2 separate regions of the Homo sapiens genome follow, and region 1 is linked to region 2. Evidence: read pairs that join two places in POLR2A ChIA-PET (ENCODE). Cell type or tissue: PC-9. All regions are shown on one strand. Each heading gives the region's core, and the rest is flanking DNA. Links, peaks and the distances in the headings are about the cores only.

Evidence for each region. ChIA-PET counts read pairs that join two places held together with the same protein. Peaks named below come from ENCODE experiments on the same cell type or tissue, not always from the same donor. Only the 100,000 strongest peaks of a DNase experiment are listed, where the experiment ranks them.
Region 1: POLR2A ChIA-PET joins it to region 2 with 5 read pairs; 4 of 35 experiments call an interaction of 5 or more read pairs at or near these places.

The regions. Positions count from the first base shown.
Region 1 is chr4:88,779,534-88,782,469 of GRCh38, forward strand. FAM13A (family with sequence similarity 13 member A) reads right to left here. Exons shown (of 24, transcript NM_014883.4): 11 at 1,632-1,818. Among named protein-coding and RNA genes, the nearest start is that of FAM13A-AS1, 71 kb to the left of the region's middle. In PC-9, for the core only: no CTCF peak of the experiment used is centred there; no DNase peak of the experiment used is centred there.
Region 2 is chr4:88,613,526-88,616,461 of GRCh38, forward strand. The region is part of intron 3 of HERC3 (HECT and RLD domain containing E3 ubiquitin protein ligase 3); the gene reads left to right. Among named protein-coding and RNA genes, the nearest start is that of HERC3, 23 kb to the left of the region's middle. In PC-9, for the core only: no CTCF peak of the experiment used is centred there; no DNase peak of the experiment used is centred there; H3K27ac peaks cover 1,367 bases.

The sequences.
Region 1 (2,936 bases), core at 319-2,818, 170 kb after region 2:
CTAAGTTGTATTGGCAGGGTTTCAAGTTATTCATTGCAACAAAGACACGGTCCACTGAGTTCATATGTGACATGCACAATCCTGGAATGCGGAAACTGGCAATTGAGGTAGGGGCAAATTCTTTCACATAAAAAACCCCAAATGGAATTAGGATCTTCCATCCCAGTGTTTTTCAGCACAGACTATGTCCATAGTTTTATCAGTAAACACATATTCTAAGGAGTAAATGTACTTTTCCACTTCTATTAACTATTACCATCTAACTAACTGAAGACACTATTCCTGGTGGAAAAAATTAATGGGTTAAATGAATGTAAAAAGGGATTCAAACTGAGAAGCCTGCTTCATAGCTTCTTTTCACACTATAAAGCCAAGTCTCAGACTTTCAGTCACCAGATAGCTCTTTGGCAGATCAGCAAATCATGGGCCAATTAGAGAGCTAATGAAGTTAATACCATTTATTTTATTTAAATATTTACTTTTAACAAGAAAAATGAAATCATCAGTGTTAAAAAATAGTGTGTCATGATTCCAAACTTTAAATTCTTTATTTTGAGAATTGTACCAGACATAAGTCTGAGGTAGATTATTATTTCTGTTCACTCTAGCTGATCAGTTTACTTCCAGAAACAATGCATTGAGACATTATGGGGGGAAAAAAATCCTAGATTTGCATTTACCTGTATTTTACTTATGGAAAAATTAGAAATCTTCTCCGAGCACATGCAGAAATTGACAATGAGAAAATAGGTGGCCCATGAATTTTATTGAATGTATGGAAAACACAGCATGGAGCTAAAAACTGGTCAAAGTACGTCAGAGGATTTGCACACTAAACAGTAGGAGAGGATATTGCCTATTTTTATTAGGGATTCCAGTTCACGCCATGTTATAAAATTTATCTTCAGGTTTTTGGGTTTGTTGTTTTCTTTTTTAACTAAAGGGACAGACTTTGTGGCTTATTTTTCAGAGAAACTAATACATTAAGGAAGAAGGATGATGAATGTTAATAGTTATACTGAACAAATATTTAGCCACTGATTAAACCACTTGTAAACACTTATACTATGTATTGAATTAAGGATCCAAGATTCAGGTCTGAGGCAACTACACAGGGATTAATTTCTTTTTGTTTCTGATTAACTTGGAAGAAAATACTTTAAAAGAGTACAGATTTGAAACAAAATTTCTGAACATGAAGAGATTTCTGAACATGAAGATAGCTGATCCTCTTTCACTGTGTATTTCACCTTGCTTTAAGTTCATTCATTAATTTATAAAACATATTCACTCAGACAAGAACAAATAGAATGGGGAAAAAGAAGAAAAAATGCTTTATGGGCAATTTTATTTCAAAAACAAAATTTAAAAATGCTTGAAAAAAAAGAGAAAAAAACAATGGAAATCAGAATGTGTGGTGTCTCTTGTTCCTTTGTAGAATATAATATTTCTCGGCCTTAATTTTTGTATTTATTAAAAAGAAATACAAATATATATACACTTAGTAGCTCTAAGGTCTCTTCCAGCACTCAAAACTGAAAGACTGAAATTACTTTTAATTTTTTTACAAAGCAAAGAAAAGAGATGTAATATTTCCTAACAAGTAAAACTTTATAGACGTATTCACTTACCACAAGACCGTCCTGATTGTCATGAAGCTCAGAAAGTTTAGTACTGGATTTCTGACGTTTAGGCTTGCTCCTTTCTCCAGCACAACCAAAAGTATTTTTGTGTACCTTTTCGACTTCCTGAGTATTCAAAATACAATCATCAAGGTGGTTGAACCCAGAAGGAGTATTTTCTTTGTTGATAAGTCCCCTTGAATTGAGAAAAAAGCTTAATTTTATTTTAAAAGATCAAATGGTCATTGAATGATACTCTAACTACATCATATCATACCTAGGAAATCCAAAGAGTGCCCAGAAATTCCAGTATGCATCTCTGATCAAAATCTGAGCAGAGTGCCACTCCTGGGACTGCTTGGTGCCAAATAAATCACATTGAAAGAGAAATAATTCCTAGAGGCAAATTGGCAAGGGCTGTTTCTACCAATGGACAGCTTTTGTATTTTACCAAAAGTAATTTGTATTCAAAAAGGGAGAACAGTGCAAGTTTATACAGAAATTTCCTATTATTCACAGTAGATGTTTAAATATATATATATTTAAAATTTATAAATTCATACAGTGTATGGAGAAAAATCTAAAAAGGAATTGTATCTTCCATTTTAGTAGTGTAGAAATGTGTATTGAACAATGAGAACACATGGACACAGGAAGGGGAACATCACAGTCCGGAGACTGTTGTGGGGTGGGGGGAGCGGGGAGGGATAGCATTAGGAGATATACCTAATGCTAAATGACGAGTTAATGGGTGCAGCACACCAACATGGCACATGTATACATATGTAACAAACCTGCACATTGTGCACATGTACCCTAAAACTTAAAGTATAATGATAATAAAATAAAAAAAATTAAAAAATTAAAAAAAAAGAAATGTGTATTTCAATCTCATTGAATTATTAATAGATAATCTTAGTAGAAATTATATAAGTTAATAAAAACTATGGAATACAAAGCATTTTAACTGAAATCTGGATTTGTTACTTCCAAGTACAGACCTCTTTCATGACATAGTTGTAGAAGTAGATATGAATGTCATAGAATTTAATTCATTTGATGTTCATAAAACAGTTTTAAGTATTAATATCTTAAGCATTCCTATAATAGGTTTTCACAAGAGTAAATTAGCAAACTGAGTTAAAAAAAAAAAGAAACAATATCATGGAACAAATAAAACCATCAGCACAGCACCATGGCTTGGTAAGGAACAAATAAATGAGACTTTATTCTCCTCCTTCGTGGTATGAGTGAGTTAATGTACCTCCCTAAACACCTAAAACTGCATCTTGAAATAAATGAATTCTAAAGAGT
Region 2 (2,936 bases), core at 309-2,808:
AATGCTTTCAACCAGCTTCTCAGGTTGCTCTCGGGCATCTGAAGGGCGCAATAACTCTGTCATGTTAATCAGCTCTTGCTGAAAAGCAAACCAGCTGAGCTGAAAGGAAATAGAAGGGACCCTGTAATGACTTCCTGTTATTGAAGTGCGTGTTTCTATGGGCATAACGCTGATATAAAAGGCAGAATGTGCCATAGGAAGTGTTCAGATCTCAACATTGCACTTGTTAGGGCCCCATCTGTTCCTTATTAGGAATGGCAGGTGGTTCAGGAGGCTGTGCACCCCTTTCTGATTTTGGTGATAATGGTTATAATCAAAACTAGTAGGATGTCTTGCCTCCTTTGATAGCTAGGTAGATGACTTTCTGGTTCAGAGGTCTAAGGATCAGGAGAAACTGTCATTTAATAATTTTATTGTGGGATAATTGATCGGAATTTTTTTTCTGTCTGATACTCAGCCTACATTCTATAAAGATACTTGAGTGTTTTAGAAAATGTGTACTTATTAATGAGCATACTTGTTAGTGTGAGGTATTTGTGACTTTTAAAAACCTGCAGTATTACTTTTAAGTAATTAACAAAATGGTTTGCTTCGTGAAACAAGAATTTTAGTTAATTTGTTAATTATAAAAGTGGTTAATGATACATATATAAGCTCTCTTTATTTCTGATATGCTTAGCATTTTTAAGCTGATTAATCCTCATGATAGCTTTGTAAAGTAGGTCAGTATTATTATCCAAGGTATATGTAAAGGAGGAAAGAAAAGGGAGTTGAGTTTGAGTCTTGCTTAGGTACTGACAGTTTGGGTTTAATAATCCTAGAATTTTGTTCACAGACATTTTTGTAACCTCAGGCTGATTGAGAATGGCTGATAAGATTTTATTGTCAAACTTGTTTACATTTAATTTCCACTCAGTACTTATTAAAGAAACAAAAAAGATATAAACTTGCCCACCCAGAAGCTTGTATTCCTTAATTTATTGTTTAAATACAAATATGATCAAGGTACTTTGGTAAAAGGTACTAAGAAACAATTCCCTTTTTATCTTGAAACCCATTAGACTACTGTTTGTCAGCTGCCTTTTTAAGCTCTTTTGAGCACCAAATAAAAAGCACACATGATAATTCATATTTCAGGCTGATGTATTTTGTCTTGCTATTTGCCTCTTGTTCTTTGTTTTTTTATTTTCTTGAATTATTTACTTCTTATTCAGTCACTGATTCAGCAGACATTTACTGAGTGACTAAACTTCTAGATTCCTCATTTGTTTTAAATACTCTTACAACACAACAAATTAGTGCAGATCCCACCCTTTGGGCATTTATAGACCAGGTGAGAATATAAGATATACCCAAAAAGGTTATATCCTGCAGTTCAGCAGGTGTCAAACAGGTGATACAGGTCCTATGTGTGTCAAAATAAGTGTCCTGCAGTGAAGAGATAGGTCACCAACAGTACTGAATTCTGAATTCTAACAAATGTCATCTTCTATACCTACACACATTATAAGGTTCACATTTATCTTAAGTTTGTGAGCTTGTTGGAGGAGCGAATTGTAACATTTTGGAGAAGGGGCAGCTTTGGAGATGGTTTCAGGATTCTAGGGATGTTCAGCGATTTTTGTAAATCCACCCTTTAATTCTGAATTTTTGTGTTACAATAGCAATTTTTTAGTTTGGCAATTTTGATGATTTCATCTAGGTTGGTGATCTATGATCTTTATAGATCTGGGGTAGGTAGAATGTTGTAGTTTATCAGCCTGAATGGGGTATATCTGGTCAGCTGATATTTTACATCTCTTCAAGGGCTACTGGAATTCTTTGTATGTCTTTTTGAGTGAATGCCATTTGTGATAGCATGTAATGTTGAAATCTTTGATAACCCTCTAACAGATGTATGGTCTCATATCCTTGTAGACTTTCCATCATTTTTTCACTTATTATTAAAATATGCATTGAAATTTCTATTATAATTATTAACTGACTTGCAACAACTGAAATCATGATTGTGAATAATTTTAATTTAGAGTATTAGCTAATTATGGAGGCAGTATAATGAATAAGAGCATGGACTAGCTGTGTGACTTGGAGAAAGTTGCTTAAACTCTACATGTCTTAGTTTCCTTAGTTGTAAATGTAGATAATAATGTCTACTTATTAGGGTTGTGAAGATTTAATACATTGCCTATCAGATACTTGGAATAATGCTTGGCTTATAGTAAACACTCAATTAGTACTAGCTATTATTATTTATTCTTATTTTTAATTTGAAAAAATAATTGCTGATCTCTATTTCATTCCAATTTTAGTGTATATGCTGCCAAAGCAAGTACTAGCTATTATCATTATTTGTAGTAGCAGTAGTAGTAATTTGTGTTGACACTTTTCATTACAATTGTTTTTATCCTGCTATTCCAGCATATTAACAAATTAATACATTCATGACAAATACATACAGTTTCTAGATGTATACAAACATATACATCTATAAATTGTGTTGGTCACTTTTATAGATTCCCTTAATACTACAGGATCTGATGAATGATATGGACATTCAGCTGAGGAAGATGTTATAAGTTAGGGTTGTTAAGGGAGAGTTTATATTATGTTCATTTTTATTTTAGGTTTTAAAGGATAAGTCTATTTTCTTTATTGTTAATTTTTGCAGTTCTTTACTTTATTGTTCTCATGAAAAGTACCTTACATATGTTGGGTACACTGTAAAACTGATTATCCACATATGGACATGCATACATACATCTTCTCTCTATGCAATTGTTACCATTACTTCCAGCATTCTCATCCAAAATGGCAAAGATAAGGGAATCAAATTAGGTCGCTGTGGGCACTGTGGTACACCAGGGACTACTTTATGGTGCTCCTGAAAGTCTTGTAGTGGTTTGGCACCAGTTAGCTGGGTAGTATGATCTTGTCAT